3 separate regions of the Homo sapiens genome follow, and regions 1 and 2 are each linked to region 3. A link is an interaction called in ENCODE POLR2A ChIA-PET data of the cell type or tissue named here. Cell type or tissue: MCF 10A. All regions are shown on one strand. Each heading gives the region's core, and the rest is flanking DNA. Links, peaks and the distances in the headings are about the cores only.

Region 1 (11,142 bases), core at 6,311-8,810, 69 kb before region 3:
TGAGGTCAGGAGTTTGAGACCAGCTTGGCCAACGTGGTGAAACCCCATCTCTACTAAAAATACAAAAATTAGCCAGGAGTGGTGGCACATACCTGTAATCCCAGCTGCTCTGAAGGCTGAGGCAGGAAAATTGCTTGAACCAGGGAGGCGGAGGTTGCAGTGAGCCGAGATTATGCCACTGCGCTCCAGCCTGGGTGACAGAGCAAGACTCCGTCTAAAAAAAAAAAAAAAAGTGATAAAAGCAAGGTCTTGGTGTGTGTCACTGACAGACAACTCCCAGACACCAAAATGGCTCAGTCTGCATACCCTAAATAAAAATGAAGGCACTACGTGGCAGGAGGGGAGACAGGACCAAGGTTTGTGGGTTTGCCGCCCACAGGATGGGCTTGCAGATGCCACCCGCAGACAGATGGCTGGGTTCCTCTGGAGCTTTATCCCACCTGCCCCAGCATGTCAGTTTTGCCATCACCGGTTTTTACACTGAGATTCAGGGCACGATGATTTGAAAACAAAAATCCGTAGGGAGACTCCCCTAGGTGTTCCCAGTGCATCAAGGTAGAGCCTGCTGCAGGTTGAGTTTCTGGAATAGGTCAGGCTGTGTCTGCTTTGTTTGTTTGTCCGTTTCCTTGCTTTTGTGCTGCATGGGGACCCTCACGCCTAATTTTCCTTCTCCGTGTATACATCTGCTTCCTTTAAGCTCCCTACAGTAGAGCAACGCTCCTAGATTCGACAGAGATCACTTGTGTGTCATGTAATCTGTGACTAGTAAGCATTAACTATCCAAATGGGAGTTCGTGGACGGTGTCTGAGCCAGGGACTGCACAGAGCTCACGAGTTGCTGTAGGTGTGCTCTAGAGAGAAGGTCACTGGGGAAAAAGCTTGAAAACAGCTGTGGCATGCAAGGGTGTGTGTAGGAACGGAGACCCAAGCACTGTGGAAAGGAAGATGTGCTCAGGAGCCCCGAGGAAGTGGGCTCACAGGAATTTTCCAAAATCAAGAGATCCAGCCTTTAACTAGAAAGCTCCAGGTGGTATCATGAGTGACATTAGATGATGCCTGATACATGGTCTGTGAATGAATGACTGTTCAGGACTGTTTGTTTTTTTGTTTTTGTTTTTTTTTGAGATGGAGTCTCGCCCTGTCACCAGGCTGGAATGCAGTGTCGTGATCTCAGCTCACTGCAGCCTCCGCCTCCTGTGTTCAAGCAATCCTCCTGCCTCAGCCTCCCAAGTAGCTGGGATTACAGGCTTGCACCACCACGCCTGGATAATTTTTGTATTTTTCATAGAGACGGGGTTTCATCACGCTGGCCAGGATGGTCTCGATCTCTTGACCTCGTGATCTGCCTGCCTCGGCCTCCCAAAGTGCTGGGATTACAGGCATGAGCCACTGTGCTGGGCCCAGGACTGTTTTGATGTTAGGCAGTACAGCCTAGTGGTCAGCACGTGGACTTTACTGGCTTCCCCACTGTGTTTCAACTTGGGTGTTGCTGACATTTAGGGCCAGTTATTCTTTGCTGTGAGTGGCTTTCCTGTGCATGGTTGAACATTTAACAGCACCCCTGGCCTCTACTCAGGGGCTACTAGCACCCACCCTCCTGGTTGTGACAACCAGAAATCTCTGAAGCCATTGCGTCATGTCCCCTGGGGGCAAATCGCCCCTGGTTGAGAACCACTGGCTTGGAGCTATCTGTCCTTGAACAAGCTACTTGACCTGTCTAAGCCTGATTTTGCCCTTGTCTGTGGGAAGACAGAGGGACAATGAGGATTGATTACCTGAGACAAGACATAGGTTAGGAGTTGTTACTTTTTGCAGTGACACCAACACCATGGGGCAGACAATGGGGACTCTGTGAGTGCATAGCAAACAACAGCAAACAGCAACAACAACCAGAGGTCTGCTTTTTTTGTTTGTCTAAATGGGTGAGCTTCCAAGGAGGAAACACAATCCTTATCCTTATTTCAGGGCCCCATACGGTTCTGTGGTCGTGAAAGGGTTATATGCGGCAGGCCCTGAGATTCCTGTTAGCAATAGGAGAAACGAAATTAAATATGTACTGTAATTTGAAGCACTGCTTTTCATGGGAAAAGAAGTTCTCCCAACTCAGCCTTTCCAACTCTTTTGTCCAAACATTAATGGCATGCAAATATTTATGATTCATATGTGCCCCTTTTAATTCCCAATCGTATTTTAACAGTAAACACTTCATTTTAATAATGAAGCAGAATAATCCCTTTGTCCTGTCGCTGGGTTACACAGGCTGGCACCTGGCAGCATCACATTCTTCCTGAGTGATCATTGCTGCCTCCACCCAAGTTGAAGGGGTTTTGTAGCAGTGCCACGGCAGCTCGCCTTGGACTACTTGAGGACTTCCGGATGTTCCGCTGGAAGCCATTCTTAAGGTTGTGTCTCAGCATTTTCATAAACTGCAAGTGAACATCCATGCATATTTTTCTCTTTTGGCCACGTATAAACTCAGCACTGGTTCATCTGGCTGTCACTTGGAAGGGTTCTTACTACACTATTATCTTGCATTCTGGCCAAATCCCTGAACTCTAGATTACACCGAACCCATTGTGTCCTATTTAATATTCCTTTGATTCGTAATGATGACATAGAAAACACACACATCTATTAGCGATGATTCTGTGAGTCCTAGAAAAGTAGCATAATGTAATATGAGAAGAGGGCACACCTGTAGGACTCAGATGTGCCAGCCTCAGTCTCCCCATCTGTGTTCAATAGGTTTAAGAGTGCCTTTCATCTATGACTTATATCATCTATGTTAGGATGATAAAAGCGAGATGGTGTGTATGTAACTATACTTAGGAAGAAGAGCTAGGGCCCCTCTTGATGATGTTCTTCCTTCTACAGCGAGAATCCCTGAGGGAGGAGGGGAGAGAGCAAGCCAGAGGCAGCATGGGTCTTGCTGAATTTGAAAAGTTGGGAATGATGCTGTTTTTCAGGGCCCACTCCTCGATGGCAAGGAATTTATATTCCTTGGTCCTGCTAAGGGCCTACTAAAATGAGAGTGCATGAGATAACAGCAGGCATTCCATAAGTATTCACAAGTAAAAGCCTATGTAATAATAATATAATTACAAACTTTTATTGGGCATTGACCCTGTGATGGAAATATAGTACCTATTCCTGTTTTATTAGAACTCTCCCTCTGCCCCACCCCCCAAGGTCATTTACTAAGGGCATTTCTTTCATTCATTCATTTATCAGATATACATTGTGCACCTACTGTGTGCCAGGAACTGGGCTAGCATGAGAAATACGACGGTCAGCCAAAGAGAACCCACAGCCTTGGGGGCTAGTAAGGAACATGGCAATTAAGTAGGCCATCCCTGTTGTGAGTAGATAACACATGATAGATGGGTGTGGCGGGAGCCAAGGCTCAGAGGTACAGAACCTGGTGAAGGTTCAGAGGGTCTCCCTGGACCACTTGTCATTCACTTGAGACCTGCAGGTGACAAGGAGACTAACCCGGTGGAGGCATGAAGAATCATGTCCCAGCAGAGAAAGCAGAGTGAGGAAGGAGCACCTGGCCTGTTGGGAGCTGAGAGATGCTCCAGTGGCGGTGGTTGGGGAGTGATGGCGGGGAGCCTTACAGAGAGATAGGGCGGGGATTGCCTTAACATCCACGTTGGGAATTTGGTCTGATCCTAATGAAATGGAGAACCACTTATAACTAACTCCAGATACAAATTGTGGAAAGATACTTGGCTTACAGTTTAAAGAATGGAAAGGACATTTGGAGGGTGCGTGGGGAGCTTAGAGACCCATCCAGAGACTGAAAGCTCTCCTTTCTCCTTTCAAGCAGCGCCAGGCATGTGTATATCCAGCTTGCAAGGACCCCATTTGGTAGATGGCACTGTACCTAGAAGTCAGCTCCCTCCTCAAGCTTGCCTCAAGCTTCCCTCTCTTCCCTCTCTACCTCCACACTCACCTGCCTTTCTTCCTACCTGCAGTGGCAAGTGCTGCAAGGCTGGTGAGCAGGAGCTGACGCCCCCCAAGCCTTCCTTCCCTGAAGAATGTCCATGCCTCAGGCCTCCCAGCTGCAGCTCTGTGTGGCCTTGGGCTGTGTGTTTGAGGCACCCGGCTAGGGGCACTATCGGAATCAGGAGGAGGCCAGGCCCAGGAGGTCACTTTGGTCACTTGCCCTGTGTGACCCCAGCCCAAACACACAGCCTGATGGATGAGTGAAGACTGGTAAATCTGGTGGCTGTCCTTGGGGGAAGCACAGGGCAGCAGGTGTGGCCTTGGTCTCCAGGGGGCTGCGAATTCAGGGTTTTGGGGTGTTTTGGTTAAAACTTGGTTCCCCAGCTGAGATCCTAGGGAACTGTGGTATCAAAAGGAAAAGGAAGATTAGAAAGGGAAAATGAAATCTCAGGAAAGGAAATGCAAGATTGCATGAGAACATCATGGTGTTTTGTGGGATAGGTGATATTCTGCCAAATAAAGAGGCCCGCCCCTCCACTCCTTTTGCAAACCTGAGCTTTTCCCCTGCCTGCAGTTGAGCCCAGCATACCTGTGCCTTGGAAAAAGCAAGCTATGCCTTCCAAGTGAAATTCGACGTTGTAAAGGACTGGCTGTCAAACTGAAAGTTTGCAGAGTGATTCATTGATTTTTAGAGACAGGGTCTTACTCTGTCACCCAGGCTGGAGTGCAGTGGCGTGATCTCGGCTCACTGCAACCTCCGCCTCCTGGGTTCAAGTGATTCTTGTGCCTCAGCCTCCCAAGTAGCTGGGACTGCAAATGTGTGCCACCATGCCCAGCTAATTTATTTTATTTTATTTTTTATTTTTATTTTATTTTATTTTATTTTTTATATTTTTGGTAGCAATGGGGTTTCACCAAGCTGCCCAGACTGGTCTTGAACTCCTGAGCTCTAGTGATCCTCCCGTCTTGGCCTCCCAAAGTGCTGGGATTACAGGCATGTGCCACCATGCCTGGCCTCATTTATCAAACTTTTCTTTATTGCCTCAGAATAGAAGATACAAAGATGAATAAAATTCTGTCCCTGTCCTCAAACAACTCATTTTCATAGAACATCTCCAGAGAAAATGCTTTGCATGTCTTCGGTTTTCTCCAAGTAAAACAGCTATTTTTCAAACAATCCATAATTCCAAACAAATGCCATTTCCATGGAAAACTGAGTTCTATATTCTAAGGACCTGATTTTCAGTCTGACTTTTGAGGGTAGTCCTGGTGCCAGTAGCTTAGGCCTCAAGTCTGCATTTTGCATGTGTGATGTGAGTGCGATTGGATCAAGCAATCTGCAAATACAGGCACTTTGCACACAAGTATATACAGTACGCCGACATCTTAATTCAATTCAGCATGGAGAATCAGGAAATTATGTGCAAGTTGAAGGATTTGTATCCCGTCCAGAAATCCCCAAATAAATTAATTATACAACTCCACTGTCAAAAATAGTGGCAAATGTTTGGGTAAGGAAATGGAAGAGGAGCATAAGCATGAATTTTGGCTGTTAGGTTGTTCCAGTGGAAAAGTGAGAAATCAAAATTAAAAATACTTCATAAAAAATACTCCAAATGCAGACTACTCCTGGAATCCGAGGGTACGTTAATTTTTATACTTAGTTATCCGCAATTAAAATTAGACCCAAAGCCATCTATTGTAAAAGGAGAAATCTCCCTGCAACCTTTCAGGATCTTGTGGGATTTCCTGAATTTGCAAAGAGCAGAACCTGAGCCTTCACTGACTCTCTTGGTTTTTAAAAGCTGCGATGTTTTTCTTTTATTTTTCCTTTCTCACTCTTTGGGCGTTTCAAGACTCTGGGCACAACTGGCTTTCCTGCAGACAAACACAAGAGTGAAAAATGTTGCGATTGTGTTTCCTAAGGACTCTGAGCCCCCAGGGCAGACGGCTCCTTTGTGTCTGCAGCCTTCCTTTGCGTGACAAAGGGCAAGTTTCACATCCCCTGAAACTGTCCCCAAAAGAAGAAGATGACTCATGCTTACAGACCTACACTAAGGAGAGTGACAGGAACAGAGTCTGCTGCAGAGCCAACTCAGGTAGACCGGGGATACCTGCAAACTAGACCTGAGGAGGCCGAGTCACAACAGGAGTCGGGGCTCGCCCGTCAGACACGGGGTGTTATAGGAGGATTCTGCTCTGATGTGGCCTGGATGCACTTTTAAATATGTTCTTCACACCTAGGCAAGAAATGACCCCGAGCTGCATGTCTTTTTGCTTTGTAATCTCCTTGCCACCCTCAGCTCTTTGGGGAGCAGTGTGCACATTTGAAGCAATCCTGAGGTTTAGCCACTTCCCAGATGTGGTGAGGAAGTGGAGAGTGCGCTGGGCCATGCGGAACTGCAGGTTCCAGCCGTGGCTTTATTTGACCACAATTGGCTGTCAGAGTTCACCAGCCCCAGGGCCGCCAACGTCAAGACTAATCAAGCCTAGACCTGGGGCCTCCCCGCTGACTGGCCCTGGGGAGTGTGTCATGGCAGCGAGTGTCCAGGAAGACTCACCCCTTGACCTTCTTCCCAACTAAATAAAGCAGTTAGTATTTTGCCCTGGCATTTGGATGGACACACTGGCGTCGAGGGAGACAACACATGTTGCAGTGAGGAGCACTGGCCTGGCTTGTTTACATAGCATATCAGCCACTCACAGTTGTGCCTTACAAAGGTCGCCAGCTGGCGGGGCAGGAGTGAACTTGAACTTGAAGTTCAAGTTGCGTTTAGGCCTGGTAGCAGCCCCATCACCTGCTGAACACACACACACACACACACACACACACACACACACACACACACACGCACAAAACCCCTCCTCATGTCAGACGTCAGTGCCTACTTCATCCCCAGCTCCTTCTTACGGGATCTGTCACAGCTCTGGTCTTTGTGGAATCACCTTTATCATGTCTTTAATGATCATTCCACTGACATTTACTGAGACCTTTCCCTGTGCTCTGCTTGTATATTCAGCATTCCATTTAACCTGCAGAACAATGCTACGAGATGGAATGACTGTTATTAACCCCCTTTTACAGATGACAAAGCTGAGGCCCCAGAGAGGTCAAGTAACTTGCCTGAGGTCACACAGCTAGCAAGTGGCAGAGCGAGGTTTTGAACCTAAGTAGGTTGCCTTGAGAGTCCACACTGAATGAATCACCACTGTGTTTCCACCTTCATGGGATTTTATATGGAATTCTTCTCTCTCACTGCTTCCAAGCCTACATCAAGACAAACCTCATCTGCCCTGTTGTTTTTTGTTCTCACCTTCTTATTCAGTATGAGTGTCGTTTGGTGCTTCTAATGGTCTTCTAATGGTCCTCCTGGAACCCAAGCCCTGGCTGGAACTGATGCTGCTGTGGTGGTCAGGGTTCAGTGAGCAGGAGGAAGGACTTGGTGTTTACCCCTTGTTTACCCCTTTCCTTGGCTTCCTTCCATGCAGGCCACCCTGTGACCCCGTGGTGGCCCCCTCTGGAACCAAGAGCTGCCGACTTCCAGCAGCACACACAGGATCAGTGCTGGGGCCATCTGTGCACTGACCAAAGCCTCTGCTGGCCTCACCAGACCAAGGCCAGTGAGTGCTTCAGGGAGCCTTGGATCCTCCAGGCTGCCAACAGAAACACCGGCCCTCTCGGCAGCAGCCCCATCCTTCCACCCCTGCACTGGGTCCTGAAAAGCCCATTTTGGGGCCGTTGCTATTTAGCCAACCTGCCCTCCCTTGCTCTCCTGTGATTTCTCACTATTCCGGCTGCAGCTCGCTGGGAGAAACACTTGAGAGTCTTTTGTGCTCCACACCCATGTACTTAAAATACCAGGCCTATAGGTCATTTCAATGAGGGAATTTGGCTCATAACACGTGTGCCCCGAGGCACAGATCCTACTTCTGCAGATGCTGGCCAAGAAGGGCTGTGTCCCAGCCGCCATGGGGTGGGGCCACAGAGAGGGCAGGGCCACGTGGAGGGCAGAGCATGTGGCTCCTGTCAGGTGCGCCCGTTGCTGACTGCAGCCCAGTATCAAGGCTCTGCTGGGTCTCATTGGAAGAATACAAAGGACGTGTAAGGCAGTTTTCGTGCTGTGGAAAAATGTCACCTACACCTGTGAAGAAGTCATCACTGTGTCTGTAAGATAATAAGCAAATGTCCTTGTACCCAAAGCTGTAAACAAGAGCCCTTTGTGAGGGAGAACCACATGACTGGCCAAAACGCCCCACCTACTAGTGTGTGCTCGGTGGAAATGTCTTGTGACTGTGCTTAAAATGAAGGGCATGATTGGGAGGCCAAGGTGGGCGGATCACAATGTCAGGAGTTCGAGACCAGCATGGCTGACATAGTGAAACCCCATCTCTACTAAAAATACAAAAAATTAGCTGGGTGTGGTGGTATGCACATGTAATCCCAGCTACTCGGGAGGCTGAGGCAGGAGAATCGCTTGAACCCGGGAGGCAGAGGTTGCAGTGAGCCGAGATCACGCCATTGCACTCCAGCCCAGGAGACAGTGCAAGACTCCATCTCAAAAAAAAAAAAAAAAAAAAAAGATGGGCATGAAATAATGAGAATTCAGATAATGACCATTCATTTCACAAATTATCACTTTGATTAAGTTTTACTCCTGATTATATAGGTTAGTCTGTGGTTTACCAGATGGGGTGTCATGAGTGCTCAACTGCCAGAGGCCCAAACGCAGCTCAGTAAGAAAATGCTTTTGAGCTATAACCCAGGTTGAGTACCATTGGTACATTAGAATCACAGAGTCAGATTTTACTTTTTGGGGCAGTGGTAGGTGTGGATAAAGTATCTCCAGTCCAGATTTCTTGTACTGGTGCTATTGGGTTTGCGGGTGGAGATTTATGACCTCAGGGATAATAACCGGAAGAACAGTGAGTAGAAAGCTCAGGGATATGAGTTTTGCTGTATATCAAAGCTGTGTGACTTTGGGAAAATTACTTAACCTTTCTGGGCCTTAGCTTTGCTACCTATTCATCAAGAACAATAAAATCCATCTTGTTTATTTCATGAGATTGGTGTGAGGACCAAATGAAATAGTATATGGGAAGGTGTTTAAAAAGTTGTAAGTTCTACACGACTTAAAAATGCCAGTATTATGAATGCAACCATTCTTTGTTGTCATTTGGGTAGTCGTGGATAGCGTGGTGGTAGGAGAGCCACTATCGGAGCAAGACTGTTCCAGAGGGTAAAACACACGCGTGCCTGTAGAGCAGTTGTCACTGGTAGAGCCATGATGGGAGCTCTTACTACATTGCTATTTGTACTGAGTTAAATAGTGTTCTCCAAAAAGTGTATGTCCACCTAGAACCTTAAAATATGGCTTAAGGTCTTTACAGGTGTAATCGAGATAAAGTCATACTGGACTTGGGTGGGCCATAAGTCCAATGACTGATGTCCTTCTAAGAAGAGGGAGGGGACACCCAGTAGGAAGACAGTCATGTGAAGATGGAGGCAGAGGCTAGAGTGCTGCAGCTGCAAGTCAGGAAACGCCAAGAAATGCTGGCCACCATCCGAAGCGAGAAAGAGGCAAGGATCCTCCCTAGAGCCCTCAGGGGGAGTGTGGCCCTGCTGCCACCTTGATTTGGGACTTCTGACTTCCAGAATTGTGAAAGTCTTAATTTCTATTGTTGTAAGCCACCCAGTTTGTGATAATTTATTACAGCAGCCCCAGGAAACAAATACAGTATTTTTATGAAGTCACTGAGGTGCTAGAGTTGTAGGCAACAGAAGAATCACACGTGGACCTGCCCGCCTGCACATGGCTATGGGCATCTCAGGCCAGCTGCATTCTTGGAAGATGAAATCAGAGAGTTGAAAGGGACATTGCATGCATCCCATGAACCCCCCTCATTTTGCTGATGAGGAAACTGAGATCTGGAGAGGTAAAATCGTTTGTATTGCATCCCCAAACTTGTAACTCTCTTGCTGAAAGAACCACCTCAGTCTCTCTCTCTCTCTCTCTCATACACCCACATGCACCCCTAGACCTACTCAGGACTGGGACAATGGCATTATCTATTGTTGTGTCCTCAAGGGACTTTTTTTTTTTTAATTTTAAATACCCCCTCTCTCCTAAAGCCCCTTCCCACTTGCACCCTTTCCCACCTTTCTGTGAGGGCTACATGGGTATATAGAAAAGGGTCCCCACCTTCTGGGAGACTAGGTCTACACAGCCGCAAACTGCATTCAGTATGACACCCTAAATAATCAAAGGTGAAGGATGATTTATGAGGCAGCCCAAACAGCCATAAAGCAAAATGTAGTCATCAAGGAAGGCTGCCTGGAAAACAAGTGACTGAGTGACTGCCCGTTGCCAGATGCTGAAGGGCAGGAAGACTCGGGTGAAGGGTGCAGCAAGGAGCCTTGGATTGGCGAAGTGGCTGGAGGAAGGAAGACCTCAGCATCTCAATGCCATGGCTCATGGGTAGAACTCGGAGGGTGCACACTGGGAGTCAGGTATGCGGAGGAGAGGGGGTGAGTGAGAAATTACTTGGGGCAGGGTCTTATTAGTGAGAAGATCCTAAAAGCAGGTTCTGGAGTTCAGTCTTGATGATACAGGTGATAACCTTCATGGGTTCTTGACAGAGAGGGAACAGGCTGACCATGAGGCTTGTAGGACAATCTGTTAGTCAGCTCTGGAACATGTGGATGTGGCTGCTCCCCGTCTGTGGCTGTCATTGCTCCTGGATCTGTTCTTGGAAAGCCAGAGACTGCCCAGTGAGATGGGCAGTTGCCCCCAGGACCTGCCTCCCTCTGCGGCAGCATCTTCCTCCACATCACATCACATACCCTGCTTGCTGGGCCTGGCCAAGGCCTCTTCTACCCAGTCCTCTCCTTCAGCTAGATGCCACGGTAGGAAAGCATCCAGAGTGTCGCCTGATAACATCTGAACGATGTCCTAAAACTGGCAAATCCCCAAAGGCCAACAAGACTCGTCTCTAGGTTCTGGGGACAGGCCAGTTGATGGGAAAGATGGATTTGGAGGCAGAGTCTCCTGGCATCCCTGATGCTCTGCTCCATGGAAGTCACTCCCCAGAAGCATCCTCACCTCGTTTATTGGACAGGTCAGCTGAGACTTTAGTTATAAAGGCACAATGGGCAGAGCAGCCTTCATCATCTAATTGTTACTTGCTATTGCTCTT
Region 2 (11,142 bases), core at 5,156-7,655, 50 kb before region 3:
CAGACTTCCTTGACCCTAGAGTGGAGGTTAAGGTCTGAAAGGGCCCCTGGGGTGAATGGGAACCTAAGAGGACCGTGAAGGGAATGGGCTTCTGTCCCAGAAGCGGCAGTAACCCACCTGGTGCAGCTCTGAGTGAGCTGGCGTGGCCTGTGTATTCTTGGTAACTTTTCCTGTCTTATACAGAAACCACTGAGGTTTTTTGTGTGTGGTTGTTGTTTTGTTTTGTTTTGTTTTGTTTTGTTTTTTGAGACAGAGTCTTGCTCTTTCGCCCAGGCTGGAGTGCAGTGGCGCCATCTCAGCTCACTGCAACCTCCACCTCCTGGGTTCAAGCAATTTTCCTGCCTCAGCCTCCCGAGTAGCTGGGACTACAGGTGTGTGCCACCACGCCCGGCTAATTTTTTGTATTTTTAGTAGAGATGGGGTTTCACTGTGTTAGCCAGGATGGTCTCCATCTCCTGACCTCAGCTGATCCACCCGCCTTGGCCTCCCAAAGTGCTGGGATTAAAGGCATGAGCCACTGTGCTTGGCCACCACTGAGATTTTCTAAGATGGCATTTGTATTGCTATAGAAAGAAAACAAAATAAGAGTTCCTTCCAGGTAATGTGAAAACCCAAAGAGATGATCTAGGCACCTTCTCAATCCAATGTGGGAGCAGAGAAGAGGGAAGAAACTTACACCATTACATTGAATTTCTCTTTCCGTCTGGACCCTCGCAAAACCATATCACTAATTTGAATGCCACACCAGTGAGGTCAGGATCTAAACTAATATATTGCAGTCCTTGTTAGAATTCATTGTATGACATGCCATAAGAAAAAAAAAACCCTGTCTGCATTTAGGCTTCTGTTTCTTAAGCTTCAAACATGTAAAAAGTTTTCTGGATCCTGAATTTAGGGACCTGGGTTTTCACACTGGTGCCACCAGGCCAGTGGGTGTGAACTTGAGCAATTATCTTAAATACTTTCGTCTTCATTTTCCTCTCCTGTTGAACCAGGCAATGGGACGAGATAATCTCTAAATTAGTTCTCATGCAAAAAGGGTAACAAAATATGGTCAGCAAAATAAAGCCGTAAGTTCGTTCCCGTAAACTGGCCCCTTAGAGGCCGAGGCCTCCAGGCCTTCCCTGGGCAGTGCCATCCTAAATCACATCAGGCAAATCCACATGCACTCAGGTGGTACATGAGATAGACGTCGTTTTTTTGCTGTAAAGTTTTTAAAGGGCTTTCTAATTTGTTCTGAAATTCTCTGGCTGTAAGTGGCTGCCCTGCCTTCTCTGCCACCAACATGTAATCAAGACTAGGGGTTGAGGTCTCCATTTTGGCACTTGCTAACACTATGAGAGCCGATTCCTGGGGGAGCAGCTGGTCTGACTGAGCCTCTCCAAAACGGGGACAGTTGGTAGTACCACCGTCACATCACTGGAAGGCTGAATGCAGCAGCCTCTGTGGCTTAGAACCATGCCTGGCACACAATACATACTCAAAAGAGGACAGGTATAATTCAGATTTAGTCTTGAAATCCTTCTGGAAATGAGAAAACTTTAACCAAAAAAGATCTGTGGCTCCTAAATTTAAAAATTCATGAAGTTGCCATAATGGTACACTTTTTTTTTTACATTTAATTAAACATTTATAAATTTTGATTTATTTTTCTGGATTTCGTTTTGTGTTGAGACCCAGTAAAATTTCTTTTCTAGTATAGCATGGGCCCTGGAAACACTCTGGGCACTGTTCCTAAGTCACTAACGGGTGAAATGGCCTTGCCCCCAAATGTTGCACTTTGTGAAAAAGTCAGAAAGAAAAGTCACGTGTGGGTGACATCAAACATCAGTGCTTAAGATCTAACACATGGGTCCTGTTCAGTAGAGGCATGACACAGCTGCAGAAGTCTCCACACTGTCCTAGAAACGTGACGTGTAATGTAGCAGGTGTCTTGGGGTCGGAATTCTTGTACTAGGCAAATGCAGTGTGTCTCCCAAGCGTGCCTGGGATCTCTCCCCGCAGCCAAGCTTTGCAAGCACATAAACATGGCCGGCCACCCACTGAGTTTCCTAAATCAGTGACCAGCACTGGAGACCCTTCCATGTGTGCAAGGCAGCTCCGCCTGCTGCCTGTGTCCTTTGGGGGTCTGATGGGGCAGCCCCAGTCTGAGATGGTCAGGCCTTGTCATTGGGTGCACGTCTCCCATGGGGATGGATGGACCCACAGCTTTCAGATGGATTGCGGTTGGCAGTCACAGCATCCCAGCACATTAAAATACATCAACTCCTGTGCTTTCAGGTAGATTTAGAATTTTTCTCATACCCTAGCCACTTTCCATTTTTCATTTTGAAAAATTTCTCCTTGAGTTTTCTCAAAGGCTTCAGTTTTTTTTGTTGTTGTTGTTTTTTCCTGTAAGCCATGTAACTAGGAAAGGCATTAGTAAGAATTTGATACACTGGGTCTCATGGAACTCCACTACTACCACCAAAATAATAATAGTAATAATAATAATAATAATTCCAGTTTAGCTTAAATAAGTAAAAGCTACCCCCTTACACCATATCTGCATTTAAATTCATTTGAGCTGATAGGCAATTTCTGTGTTCTCCTGTTCATCGCATATTCTTTTCCTTTAAAGGCAACTTTTAGAGAAGGTTTGCTTTTTTTTGCTATCAAAGTATTAATTATGAAAAGTTGGCAATACAGAAAGGGTAAATTAGGTATAATCTATTACCGTACATTATGGCTATATTATCAGACATATCACAAGCCAGTGACATTTAGTTGGATGTGAAATTCCTTTTTTATAGTATGATTGACACATGGTATATTTTCATCAACTTCTATGTGTAAATTATGCCGTGTCACTGGTAAAATTTGCTGTCATGAATAGCCAAATATTCTGGATTCACATTCATAGGTGAAAGCCAAGCTAATATATATATATATAATATATATTATATATATACTATATATTATAATATATAGTATATATATAATATATATACTATATAATATATTATATATAGTATAATATATTATATATACTATGTATATAGTATATATAATATATTATATATACTATATATAATATATATAGTATATATAATATATATATAATATATATTATATATTTTATATATAATATATATTATATATATATTATATATATATATATGTACCCAAAGCAAAGTTCTTTTCTGTTTGCCTTTTCAAAAAGTAACACAATGGAATCAATCTGCCAACTCTCAAGACCCCTAGAAAGTTATTTAAAGGCAGTACATTGGTTTGGTACTTTCATGATATACATATACTTAGTTTCCATTAAAGCAATTATTGACAAAAACCCAGACTGCTATTGAAATCTTTCAGTGTACTTCCATATACTGAAATGTCGAACATTTGATACTTGTTTGATTTTGTATTTGTTTTTGTTCACCATGGCTTAAAAGTCATATTCTGATTATTTAAAATAAAGAGTAAACATTTGAAATAAGTTCCTAGATACTACATAGATTTATGGCCCTTTGAATATTTTCCTGGTACCACCTTATTTTCACTTACCTTTGAAGTGGTTGTATGATATTTCCAGTTCATTCATTTGAAAGAGCTAGGAGAAATATGCGGAGCCACGTCCCACGCGCCTCTCGGACACTACTCGCCAGGCATAGCCCAGTGTTTCAAAAGTGAACCAGGGGGCTGGGCGCGGTAGCTCACGCCTGTAATCCCAGCACTTTGGAAGCCCGAGGTGGGCCGATTACCTGAGGTCAGGAGTTCGAGACCAGCCTGGCCAACATGGTGAAACCCCGTCTCTACTAAAAATACAAAAATTAGCCGGGCATGGTGGCAGGCGCCTATAATCCCAGCTACTCGGGATGCTGAGGCAGGAGAATCACTTGAACTCGAGAGGCAGAGGTTGCTGTGAGCCGAGATTGCTCCACTGCACTCCAGCCTGGGTGACAGAGTGAGACTCTGTCTCAAAAAATAAAGTGAACCAGGGTGCTCAGGTAGCCTCGGTGAGCGAGAAAGGAGTTTGGAGCTTCAAGTCTAAAACTGCGTTTCACAGTTTTCCCATCTGTAGAATGGACTGCATGATACCTCTCTTGCTAGGGGATGTGAGGATTAAAAGAGATAGCCTGAAAGGCGAGCTGGAGCAGTGGCTGATGGCGAAGCTCCAGAGCTGGCTTCCTGATTCAGCCTGGCCTCCCCTTCGGGATCAGATTAACCTCCCCACCCTCAGCCTCCTTGGGTATAAAACCAGGAGTATGATATCCCTCTGTTGGGGATTATTGTGCGGATTGAATAAAATAATTCATGTTAGGGCATAGCACCGTGCTGGGCACAGAAGTGTTCCTTAAATATTAGCTGCTATTATTAAAGCACATGCTCTAGACGGGTAGGCCCCTTGACCATGTCCCAAAGACCTTATGAGAGGAAACAAATGGAATTCTGTTCAAGTGGGGGCCAAATATTTACCATTGCCAAGTACTTAAAAAAAAAGAAGAAAAAAAAAAGCTTGGCAGATTTGGCCCTCACAATACAGTACAATAAGGGCTTTTTCTCTTTTCCTTCCATACTACCTATTATTAATTCCAATTACTGCATCACTGAACTGGCTTCAACAAATGTATTCCTCATTGAAACATAACCCTGTCAACCATGTTGCCCTACTTCCTTGAGGGAGAGGTGATCTTTTTCCAATTAAAGGTTTTATCAAAATGCAGTTCTGCTTCTTAACATGAAGCACCTATGCTGTTGTGTGACCTGCAAAGCTCTGAGCATCTAGAAGCTTCCCCTGGGTCATCTATAAGATGGGAATAATACTATGAGTTCTGCCTACTGCACAGGGTTCTTGAGGACACATTGAGATAATATATATCAATGTGCTTTTTAAGTAGTCTGTCAATTAGATAATATAAATATAATTAGATAATTAAAAAATAGAAAATCTATTATTGTTTTGCATGTACTATATTAAAATCTTAGGGATTTTAAATAAAATTAATTGATTTATTGAAAGTAGATATTATCTCGTCGTGTCTTTCAGGATTGGTGAGAAGAAATTAAAGAGAAAAAATTTAAACATTTAAATCAGACCCCACTGTGAATCCATACTTTTAGAAATTTTACCTTTTTCCATTCACATATCTTAATGTTTTCTCTACCTACAACTAGATACCCTTTTTAAATGTTGGAAACAAAAGAAGTAACCTTGGCAAATAGTTGAGAACTGAGTTTTATATGAATATACTTTTCTCTTGCAAGACCAAATACAGTTTTTCTTCTAAAACTCTGTTATTCCATTTTCTTTCAATGAAATGCTCACAGAACCAGAAGGCTTGGGAAGAGGCTCAGAGCACCTAAGAGTTGCTGAGTCCGTATTCCTTTTTTCCCCTGTGGCTTTTTATATATGCTGCTCGCCTGAGATTTCTGGATTTGATTTCAGGGAGGTGAAATGTTACACCCCTGAGTCTCAGTGCCAGTTTCCCAGGACGAGTCAAAAACTGCAGCTGCTTGGAGGTGAGAATCTTCCAAGGCTCCAGAGGCCAGCTCGCTGTCCTGTTCATTTGCTGACATGCTGCCGGGAGCAGCTTCAGAGAAACCCGTTCTATTCTTCGGGTGATTCAGCCAGTCTCAAAATAAATAGGTAGCTGAGTGCAGGGAGAAAGAACTGGAAACCACTGAAATTTGAGTCTTGAGGGCTGGTCTGTTCTCGGGAGCTGCTCTGTTGAACTCTAAAAGGAATCTTGAGCCCTGGGCGAGGGAGTGGCCTGACCTGGTGGAAAGACTGCGGGCCTGCCCGTGGAGTCTATGTCTGGCCCTGCTAGCTCAGTCAATCTCAGCAGCTCATGTCTCCTCTTAGACCCTCAGATTCCTCATCTACAGAAGGAGAAAGAAGAGGAGATTGAATGATTTTTAAGGTCTTTATCAGCTTCTAAAAGTTTGATTTGATGGTTGTAGGAGCAATTGTTCTTTCAAAGCACCATCTTCTAACCTCAGGAAGGAAAGCCCAGGGGCCCCTGGGATGTCCTGCCAAACTGGGAAGACAAAGATTGTGACTGAGAAGGTGGGGGCAGGGCAGGAGAAGGGGGAAGAAGGGAGAATGGATCAACCCCAGGCCGGGGAAAGAGATGAATGAAGGTCCACGCCAGAGTGACATGCTCTAAGTAGGGGAAATCTTCCTAACTAGAGTTCCCATGACTTTGGCAACATTTGAAAAAAAAAAAAAAAAAAAAAGACATCCTTAAACCCACAAAGTACTCAATTGTCCAAGCCCCATTATGGCCAACTTCCCAAAGCTGGCTGGTCAGAGACCTTGGTGTTAATTCCTCAGCCAACTAAAAAAAGATGGTGTGAGTTCTGTTGACTTAATTGTTGGAGTGTTTCTGAGTGGGGCCGCCTCCCTCCTCTGCCTCCTCACAGTATTATGGGCTATTCTGCATTACCTGCCCTACCTATCTTCATAATCTAGCCGCAAACAGCTTTGGTTGACCACACCACTTCCCTATTGAAAGTTAATACTGTTTGACTCATTCTGTGTTACTAACCTGAAGCCAAAGAAAACAAGGCAGAGAATAACTGGCTTGTGTGGAGTTTGGAAAGCTCTTGGAGGCCCTGCTTTCAAAATCCTATACAGTAGCTTTACTATATCTCTCCGCTGCAGCTGCTGAGAAAATGAAGGAAGCAGAAGTGGTTAAAAAAAAAAGTTGGGGGTGGGGAAGAGACTGGGAAGGGAGTGGGGCGGGGTCCCCCTCCGGCTGGGAAAAGACAGGGTAATCTGCGGCAGTTTATGAGGGCTGTCTCCCTGAGCTGAGGTCTTGCTTTCACACACCAGAGTGTTCACACAGAAGAGGGACTGTTGAAGGAGTTAAAAGGAGAGGAAAGTTCAAAACAGTTGTTGAAAAGGCAGCTCTCCTATTGCCTGCGTAACACAGAGGAGCTGGGAGGCTGGTCTCACCAGGCCAGGCAGCCATAGGCAGAGACTCAAGGTAGACAGGCCAGGGGGAAGTTGTGTACCTTTCGAATCGGGAAAGGATTGAGGAGGGGGAATGTTGCCGGACAGAAGGCTGTCCTGGGCGTCCATCCTTGCCCTCCATCCCTGTCTCCATCCCTGGCAAGGATGGAACCTTCCCTTCCTTCATTTCCTAACTGGCTCAAATGTGGTCACCAAGGTGAATAGGAGGCACTAGTGTCTTGGAATAAACAGAACTTTCCCTCCCAATGTTACCTGGCAGACAGTGGGACCAGCATCTTCATCACCATGCTGTGCTCTGTGGGAGTCTAGGCAAACAGCCACTTGCCCATTCAGGTAACTTTAGAAGAGGTCTCCCTCCTCACAGATGCCCTTCTCAGCAGGTGGCTGCTTCTGGCACGTGGACAACAGTGCATAGAAGTGAGCCTGATGCCTGAATGAGGCTGTCATGACACAAACAACCGGAAGCCTTATTTGTGAGGGAGGGTCAACGTTCTGTTCAAAACAACTTGCTGCGGTTGGCTTTTGTACTAGTGAGTACTCAGGAGCTGTGAGTGGCCAGGGTACCCTGTCCTTCTGTACCAGCCAGGACCTGCTCAGCCATCTGTCCAAGGGCTTTGCAAGGCCAGCCTAGAACCTCAGTTGGCGTCTGTGACAGGAGAGAGCGTCAGAGTCAGATGCTGTTCCCCTGCTGTTGGGAAAGTCCCCGAGGCCCAGGGGGCAGGGCTTTTAGAAATAGGAGGGAATTTCCTTCCCTCTTTTTAGAAGTACAGAGGAGGAGAGATCATCCTCCACACTGCTGGATGAGCATTCCAGAATAAATCTAGTCCAGGAAAGGGGCTCACTCATTCATTCATTCACTCACTCACTCATTCATTTATTTGTCCAGCATTTATGGAGGCATCACCCAACCTTGGAAGGGCCCTGCCTTTACCTCGGTCCTGTCCAAACATGCTCAGTGTCTCTGCCCATTATGTATGAGATCTGCTGCTGCGGGAGGGGAACTGAGATTCCTGCAGGGAGGTTAGGAGGCCAGTGTGGAGAGCCTCAGTGCTGGTAACATGCTCACGCAAGCAGTGTGTGTGCGCCTCCTGGATCTTCTTCTCCTGGCCCCCAGGTCTTGCCTGTCTACCCCAGGACTAGCCCTGCTGATGCCTGAACTCCAAAGCCATGTCAGAAGCTCCAGGCAGCGTTCTGTGAGTCAGTGCTCATATCTCCATAGTGCGCCACCCGCCACCAATACTTTCTTTCTCTTCTGCAAGTCGCCTTCTCTTTAGAGTCTGTCCCTGGGCAGGAGCTACTCTGATCAACAAATCCATGTCACTGGTGGTTACCACTCTCTGGTTACTTTTCAGTTACGCTGTAACTGGGGGTTTCCTTGAGATAAGACCTTAACCTAGGGAGGGTTGCTAATATTTGGGATTATAGGCTGGTAGAAGAAGAAAAACCTTGAATTTGGGAGCTGTCTGCACCCTTCTTAAGAAACTGCCTCCACTTCCCCCACAGAGGGCTACCTCTGGTCAAGAGCAAAAGCCAGCAGGTGGCTTCTCTGCCCTGAGCTCAAGTTACCTCCTTAGTCACCAGACAGAAATGGACAGTGAGCCCTGGCGACCGGGGATGGCAGATTTAGATTTTGAGTGCTCTGCTTTTAGGAGAGGCCCGAGTCTCATGTGAGTGGGCGAAAAACTCCACTGCTCGTGGCAATGAGCCCTGGACTCAGGGAGCAGAGTTTTGTTTGGGTTTTTGTCCCGTGAGTCTTGGGCGCATGGTGCAGGGGGGCTGGGGAGGGGCAGGCCTGTGTGCGTCTCTGGCTTGAAGTTGTATTGGTTGTTGATCTTGCCTTGGCGTTGGCCAGCCTTTCCTGTCCATTGACTGTTGCTTGCTACACTTGTCTTGGCCCATGTCCTGAGGGCGATCACAGAACGGTGTGTGTGTGTGAGTGGATGTATGGATGTGTGATGGATGTATATGTATGTATGTGTATATGTGTGTATGTCAGTATGTGTGTATGTTTGTATATATGTGTCCCCATGTCTGTATATCTGCCTGTGTGTATATGCATGTGTGTCCCTGTGTGATATATGTATATGTGTGTGTGCGTCTGTATATATGTGTCTGTCCTGGTTTGTGTCTGTATGTGTATGTGTGTCTGTGCATGTCTTAATATATGTGTCTGTGTGACGTATGTACATGTGTCTGTGTGTATTTATATGTGTGTATCCCCATGTGTGTTTTATATCTGTGTGTGTGTCCAGGTGTCTGTGTATGTGTGTGTCTGTATGTGTTTACATGCATGCCTGTGTTTGTGTGTATATGTCCATGTGTGTCTGTATGTGTGTTTATACATGTGTGTCCATGTGTATCTATATTTTGTTTTGTTTTGTTTTTTGAGACAGAGTCTCGCTCTGTCGCTCAGGCTGGAGTGCACTGGCATGATCTTGGCTCATTGCAACTTCTGCCTCCTGGGTTCTAGCAATTCTTCTGCCTCAGCCACTTACTTGTAACTGGGACTACAGGCACGTGCCACCATGCCCGGCTACTTTTTGCATTTTTTAGTAGAGATGGGGTTTCACCATACTGGCTAGGCTGCTCTCGAACTCCTGACCTCATGATCTGTCCGCCTCAGCCTCCCAAAGTGCTGGGATTACAGGCATGAGCCACCGCGCCCAGCTGCATCTGTATGTTTTTATGTGTATGGCTGTGTCCGTGTGTATGTTTGTCCATGCATGTCTGTATGTGTGTATGTGTGTGCATGTGTGCCATCTGTGTTTTTGTATGTCTCTCTGTGTGTGCGTGTGAGAGGGTACTCACTACAAAGAAACAGGAGAAGCTGGTGGACTTTGCTTATGTCAGAGTGCCACTCTCAACTCAGCAAAAGAGCCTTTGACCTATTCTTTTTGATTTTTCACTATGAAAATAAATGAGTTTTCCTGATTGATTTAATTTTTTTTTTTTTTTTTTTTTTTGGAGAGGTCTCCCTCTGTCACCCAGTCTGGAGTGCAGTGGAGCGATCTTGGCTTACTACAGCCTCTACCTCCTGGGTTCAAGAGATTCTCCTGCCTCAGTCTCCCAAGTAGCTGGGACTACAGGTGCGCGCCACCATGCTTGGCTAATTTTTTTATATTTTTAGTGGAGATGGGGTTTCACAATGTTGGCCAGGCTGGTCTTGAACTCCTGACCTCAAGTGACCCGCCTGTGTCGGCCTCCCAGAGTGCTGGGATGAGCCATCAGGCCCGGACTGATTCAACTTCTAATGAGACAATTCTCATGAAACTGCTCAGTTATGATATTGTATTTTTTCTCAACAAGAAGTTTTTCTGTAGTTACATTTCAGCTGAAAACTTTAATTACAACTTCCTTCACCTGAAATGATTTCTGCTTTCCCACAACCTAGTGGAGGGTGATTGGACAGCACCAATCATGAAGGACCTGAGTACTCATTCATTCATTCAGCCAACATTAGTGAGCCTCCTAGGCTCCAGTTGGTTTTATAGGTGCTGGAGACATGGCTGTGCAGAAAAAATACAAAATCCCTGTCTTTGTAGACTTTACAGTCCCATGGGTGCAGACAGACCCTGGATAACATTAACATGTGCTATGGAGAAAACCTAAGCCAAAGGGCTAGGGACTGGCTGGATGTGGGATAGTCTGCAACTTAAAAGGGGATCTCCAGGAACTCCTCAGGGAGAAGATGACATTTCAGCAAATACTTGAAGGGTGGGAGGGATCAGGTCCACAGGGATCTCAGGGAAGAGCTTCCTGAGCAGAGGAAACAGTAAGTGCAAAGGCCCCAGGGCAGTGACACAGGGGCAAGAGCAAGGTGGCCACTGCTGCCGGAGCAAAGAGGGGAGCTCAACCTATCTGCCTTCTAGTTTCAAGTAGGAGGCATTTGCCTTAGAAAACAGGCTTAAGAAAATGCCACCTGACCTCAGGTGACATGACCTGTACTTCATGTCACCTGAGAGGCCACTGTAGGACCATGGTTCGGGAAGGCCCAGAGTAGGAAAGCCCCATACACAGGTGGACCCAGTGAGTGCTTGCTTTCCTGTTACCACCCACAAGAGTACAAAAGCTCTTTCCGACCAAAGGCTCTGCTATTCCTGCTGGTGATTCTCTGGGGCTAAAGCATCACCCCTCTAGAAATCGCTGAGTGGGTAAAAGGGATTCCTAGGAAGTGGAGGTATCCT
Region 3 (5,514 bases), core at 1,847-4,346:
GGATGGTGACTGAAGGGTTAAGAACAATATAAAAAGCCAAAGTTTTCAACTTTTAGGACTCATTATTCCAAATGAATTCTGGACTAATGGGACTGGTCCATGCGGTGGTGGTAAATTTTCACAGATCACATGGACAGCACACGGGAGTACATGTGGAATGGGAAATAAATACAGCCGCCCCTTGGTATCCATGGAGGACTGGTTCCAGGACCCCCCATGGATACCAAAACCCATGGATGCTCAAGTCCCTCATATAAAATGGTATATTTATATATAACATATATATCCTCCCATGTATTTAAATCATCCCTAGATTACTCGTAATACCTAATAAAATGTAAATGCTATGTAAATACTTGTTATACTGCATTGTTTAGGGAATGACAAGAAGAAAAGTCTGTATATGTCTAATACAGACACAACCATCCTTTTTTTTAATAATATTTTTGATCTACAGTTGGTTAAACAGGTGCAGAACCCACGGATATAGAGAACCGACTGTATACCCCAAATTAGACATTCCAACTAAGCGCTGTTCATACAGAGGCCAGAGGAACAGCGTGAAAAACTCAGGTGTCATGGTTAGCATAATTGTTGTTAATATGAGCTCATTAAGTATTAGTCATTTAACCTATGAGCCCTTTGGGCTTGGCACTCACCTTTGCTCGTGGGCAGGGAAATCAGAGTTACAGAGAAAAATTCCTTTGTTGAAGGCAAAAGAAGAAACTTAGTGTTTGGGGCTTTGAAATTGGAGCTGCACCAAACTGTGAAAATACTTCAGAGAACTTCAGTGTTATGATGCCTGCAAACACACTCGCATGTGTGTTGGGGGAACGGGGCGGGTCTTGCTTTTCAGCTCTTGGGATCAAATTATAGCAGATTAGGGGGCAGGCACAGGGGCAGTGGAGTCATGTCTGCCATTTTAAATGTTGTGTAATGTTGTGTTTTCCAGACAGTTGTGATTACTTCAGGTTTCACCAGATGCCTTAGCTGCTGTTCAGAGCTTCACAGAATGCCTTCTAAGAGCTTCACAACGGCAGTACTATTGACATTTGGGGCCAAATAATTCTTTGTTGGGGGGGGTCTGTCCTGAGCATCGGAGAATATTTAGCAGCATCCTTGGCCTCTAGATGCCAATAGCATCCCCCTCACCCCAGTTAGGACAATAAAAAATGTTTCCAGACATTGCCAAATTTCCCAAGGGGCAAAACTGTCCCCAGGTGAGAACCACTGCCTTCCAGTGTTCTTGGGTGGTACAGTAAAATAGGAAAACCAACTTAAGTGCTTGGTTTTCACATTACTTTTGGCCATTAATGCCAATATTTTCATGGTACATTCTGCTCCAAGGCATTGAGAGTAGCACAGGTATCTTGGCATCTTGTTTAGCTTGTGGTTTCTAGAAGCTTATCCCTCAAGAACAAAGGCACTTGTCAGCTTTTACTGATTGTTCTCAGGGCACCCCTCTGCACACCGGCTACGGTCTTCACCTGAAATAATGCCTGTTCTCCTTCAAATGTTCCTGCTATGGGTCTATCCTTTGGAATTTATTACATAAGTCTTTTGACTTGGTCATCACCCAAGATCAGCACCTTATAGTCCAAGAACCCTAGGGGCCAACTCCTCCAGCTGACTGGTGTTCAGATGGTAGGGTGACTTTTTAAATAAAAGGAATGAGTAACATGTGCACTCCAAAGTCCCATATCACAGTTACATTTGTGAATATCCTGGACTTCAATCACCCAAGGAGTAAGAGAGAACATTTTATGGCATGGGAGTGTGAAGTAGATAAAAACCATGCCTCATTTCAGAACCCAAGAATGATTCTTTTCTTTTTGGAGGGAGGACAGAATTCCAGATGAGCTTTCACAGTGGCATAGAACAGTATGGGAGACTGCTCTTCAATTTGGCAGAACTCCCTCTGAGAAATCAAGCCTGGAGCACAGGCCTGAAAAGTGTTGTCATAAACCTGGAGGCAGGAGGGGGGTGGAATACATAAAAGGAAAGTGGCTGCCTGGCCGACAGCTTTGAGAACCTGACACTGCTCTGTGGCTGCTTTGCCTTTTAATCCAGCCCGACAGCTTTGTGCTCTGCCCCTCTTCCCGGCCCCAGCCCCACCTGGGCTTCCTTCTGCGCTGGGGACTTGGACTCTGTCTGTCTCTCTCTCTCTATCCTTTGCAGACAGACTCCACACCTTGTCTGAAAAGAGTTGTCATCTAGAGGTTTACTTTTTTTTTTCTTTTTCAAAAAAAATTAATGTTTAGCTGCCAACCTGGGCGACAGACAGCATGCATTAATCTGAGTCATGCAAAAGCTCCTTTTAAGGCAGCCATTACCTGCTCAGGTTGTTTAATCCTCTGGGGGCAGTAGGAGGGGCCCTGTAGCGAGGCTGCTTTCATCCATGTCAAGCTGGAGAGCGAAGACTTGAGCTGTCATGGCAAATATTTAGCCCCATCAATGGGAAAACACTTCCAACCAAAATACCTGGACCTCCTAAGCCCCAGATTTCCTACTCTTAAAAACTCTCTGTGAATATCAGGGGATCCCAACTCCCCCCACACTTCTGCTGAATCAGGGGACACCAGGCCAGCCAAAAGGACAGAAGAGCTACAGCTGGATGGGTGAACTGCGCAGACTGATGGGTTTGAATAAGGGATCTGAGACAAGACACAAAGATGAAAACCAACATTTGAATATAGCATTTGAATCTGAGCATATCTAGAAGGCCTAAGATATTGTATTATCAAAATGTGTGTAAAAAAGATAGTTTGACCAAATGGATGGTCTTTTGTAGTATGACGTTGCTCATGTGTACATAGAAGAAGGATCACAGGCAGCATTGCAGCTCTTTCTTTTGGATGTTCTCCTCACAAGTGAAAGAACTATTTTCCCCCAACAGCTGAGACCATAACATCATTCCAGTACTTATGTCCATGACAAATCACGGACTCACTCTGGATTCCAGTAACTTGGTACCATCACCACATTACCATGTAGTAGTTGGAACCTACTGGCAGAGCATGTCCAGACATTGCTGTAAAACAGGGTGACCTTTCGTTCATTTTCCAGTGGATTCACCTTTTTGTCTCAGGGCAAATGAAGCAAGAGGAATAATGGGCAGAGTCATTTATTTGTGTCCAGAGTATTGCATCAGATGACAACAAACTGACTGTATTTGCCTAATGCTTTTCCTCCTGTCCCAGCTTCTCCGTAGACTCTATAAATCTAAATGGAAAAATGGAGTAAAGCTTCCTGTTAACTCTCAAACATGTCACAGCTCTCCATGTCAGCAAAAACAAGTGACACAGGGCTTGCTCACAGATGGCCCCAAAGAGCGGGCAGGGATGAACCCTGTGGAATGAGGTGTGGCCTGGCTCGAGAATGACTAGAGTGTGGCCAAGGAAGGGCAGCCTCAGAACCACTGTCCGTTTACAACGTTTTCCCTGCCCACATGTCTGCCTGGCTTTGAAAAGATTAACAGGAGTGTTTGTTTGAAAGTCAGACTCCTGGTTTCCTCATTAGTGAAGGGATCTGCTACAGACTTGGGCTGTTTCTATAAACTTTAATTACCTCTGATGAGGAGTGTATCCCCTCATCACATTCACCCCAAAGGTACAGAGGAGTTCATTTTTAAAAATGTGTTAGAGCAATAAAAGGCCATTAGAGGGAGGGAGGATGGGGTGTGGAAGAGACGAGAGAGCGAGCGAGAGAGAGAGAAAACACACTAGCTCTCCCTGCTGGAATAATAGGCTTGAAATATGAGGAAGTTGATCAACTGCCGCTGCCTTCCAAAAACAGATTAATCCACCTTGGTAGCTTTCCTTTCAGAGCAAGCTTTTGGCTCTGTCGACTTTCTCTATCAGCCTGAACTCAAAAGGACACAGGCCACATGCCATCTGAGCTTAAGAGTTATTTTGTGTGTTGATCTGAGAACTTCACATTTTAAAACAATGAATTCATGTTTCTACTGTTTGTTGCTGTCTGTGGATTTGCTGATATAAAGAGGAGAGTCCTAGCCTGGTCATTTAATGAATAATTCTAAGGAACCTGAACTTCTCCAGGGTGCCCTTCTACATCTGCAGTGGTGGTTCTCAGCTGGGGTGACTTTGCTTCCGTCACCCCACCCGCAGGATATCTGGCAATGTCTGGAGACATTCTGAGTTGTCACAAGAGGGGCGGGCGATGCTACTAACACCTAATGGGTAAAGCAGAGATGCTGCCACACATCCTACGATGAACGAGACAGCCCCCTCCACCCCAGCAAATCATGATCTGGCCCAAAATGTCAACAGTGTCAACAGTTGAGAAACTCTGATCTACAGATATAGGGAACCCTGCCTAATACACAAATCCTCCGTAGTTCCCAAGGGCGGCCTGTAGGTAAGAAAAATGCAGAGAGAGCCAGTGAACCACAGGACAGCCCTAAAGCCAGTTGGTGAAACTGTAAATCCATAATCCTAACAAAATAATGTACAGTCGTAACAAAGTGAGTTTTAGAGACAAAGCTTTACAATTTCTGGTAAAATTTCCACATGTGCAAAAAACAGAGTAGATAAATCAAGGTCCTACATCTACTTGTGTTAACAAACTAGTGAAGTGCATAATAGAGAATACCAGGTGAACTCAAGGCAGTACTGTTTCTAAAATTGTGGAACTAGTATGAAAGTAGATATGGAGAGGAGGAGTGGTAATGGTATTCCCTGACATTCGCTCAGCAGTTGCTACTGAGCCATGCATTCGCTTAAATACTAGGAAATTATCAATTTTTCAACTGTCGAAGGCCTATAAAAATGGCAATTTTCTATCATTCAACCTAAATACTATGTGTAATGTATTATTATATATTAATATTGTTAGGATATATATTATGTATAACATATTGTGTTAGTAGTAACATATTTGTGCATCCTTTACATTAGTGTCAAATTATCATCTGCTATATTAATATCACAGATTAATTTATATTATTGGTATATTAATATATTGATCAAATAGAGGGTCAGCAAACTTTTTTCTGTAAGGGGCCAGAGAATAAATATTTTAGGGCTGGGCACGGTGGTTCATGCCTGTAATCCCAGCACTTTGGGAGGCTGAGGCAGGTGGATCACTTGAGGTCAGGAATTCGAGACCTGCCTAGCCAACGTGGTGAAATCTCATCTCCACTAAAAATACAAAAATTGGCCAGGCCTGGTGGCGGGCGCCTGTAATCCCAGCTACTCGGGAGGCTGAGGCAGTAGAATTGCTTGAGCCCAGGAGGTGGTGGGTGCAGTGAGCCGAGATCACACCACTGCACTCCAGCCTTGGTGACAGAGCGAGACTTTGTCTCCAAAAAAAAAAAAAAGAATAAATATTTGCTCTGTGGCTCCTGCAGTCCCTATACTGACCACCTGACTTTACAGTAGTGGCTCTAAAGCAACCACAGGCAGTACATGAAAGAATGAGTGAGGATGTGTTCCGAAGTATGGATGGACACTGAAGTTTGAATTTCCTGTCATTTTAACAGGTCAGGAAGTATTC

The links. ChIA-PET counts read pairs that join two places held together with the same protein. Peaks named below come from ENCODE experiments on the same cell type or tissue, not always from the same donor. Only the 100,000 strongest peaks of a DNase experiment are listed, where the experiment ranks them.
Region 1: POLR2A ChIA-PET joins it to region 3 with 16 read pairs; 5 of 35 experiments call an interaction of 5 or more read pairs at or near these places.
Region 2: POLR2A ChIA-PET joins it to region 3 with 85 read pairs; 14 of 35 experiments call an interaction of 5 or more read pairs at or near these places.

What each region holds. Positions count from the first base shown.
Region 1 is chr21:34,860,937-34,872,078 of GRCh38, reverse strand. The region is part of intron 5 of RUNX1 (RUNX family transcription factor 1); the gene reads left to right. All of the region lies in intron 1 of RUNX1-AS1 (RUNX1 antisense RNA 1), which reads right to left. Among named protein-coding and RNA genes, the nearest start is that of RUNX1-AS1, 30 kb to the right of the region's middle. RefSeq lists enhancers at 3,506-4,171, 4,172-4,839, 5,820-6,099, 6,140-6,309, 5,580-6,779. In MCF 10A, for the core only: no CTCF peak of the experiment used is centred there; DNase peaks (open chromatin) are centred at 6,388 and 7,838.
Region 2 is chr21:34,841,272-34,852,413 of GRCh38, reverse strand. The region is part of intron 6 of RUNX1 (RUNX family transcription factor 1); the gene reads left to right. All of the region lies in intron 1 of RUNX1-AS1 (RUNX1 antisense RNA 1), which reads right to left. Among named protein-coding and RNA genes, the nearest start is that of RUNX1-AS1, 11 kb to the right of the region's middle. In MCF 10A, for the core only: no CTCF peak of the experiment used is centred there; DNase peaks (open chromatin) are centred at 5,643, 6,013, 6,493 and 7,633.
Region 3 is chr21:34,793,531-34,799,044 of GRCh38, reverse strand. All of the region lies in intron 8 of RUNX1 (RUNX family transcription factor 1), which reads left to right. Among named protein-coding and RNA genes, the nearest start is that of RUNX1-AS1, 40 kb to the left of the region's middle. In MCF 10A, for the core only: no CTCF peak of the experiment used is centred there; DNase peaks (open chromatin) are centred at 1,964 and 3,084.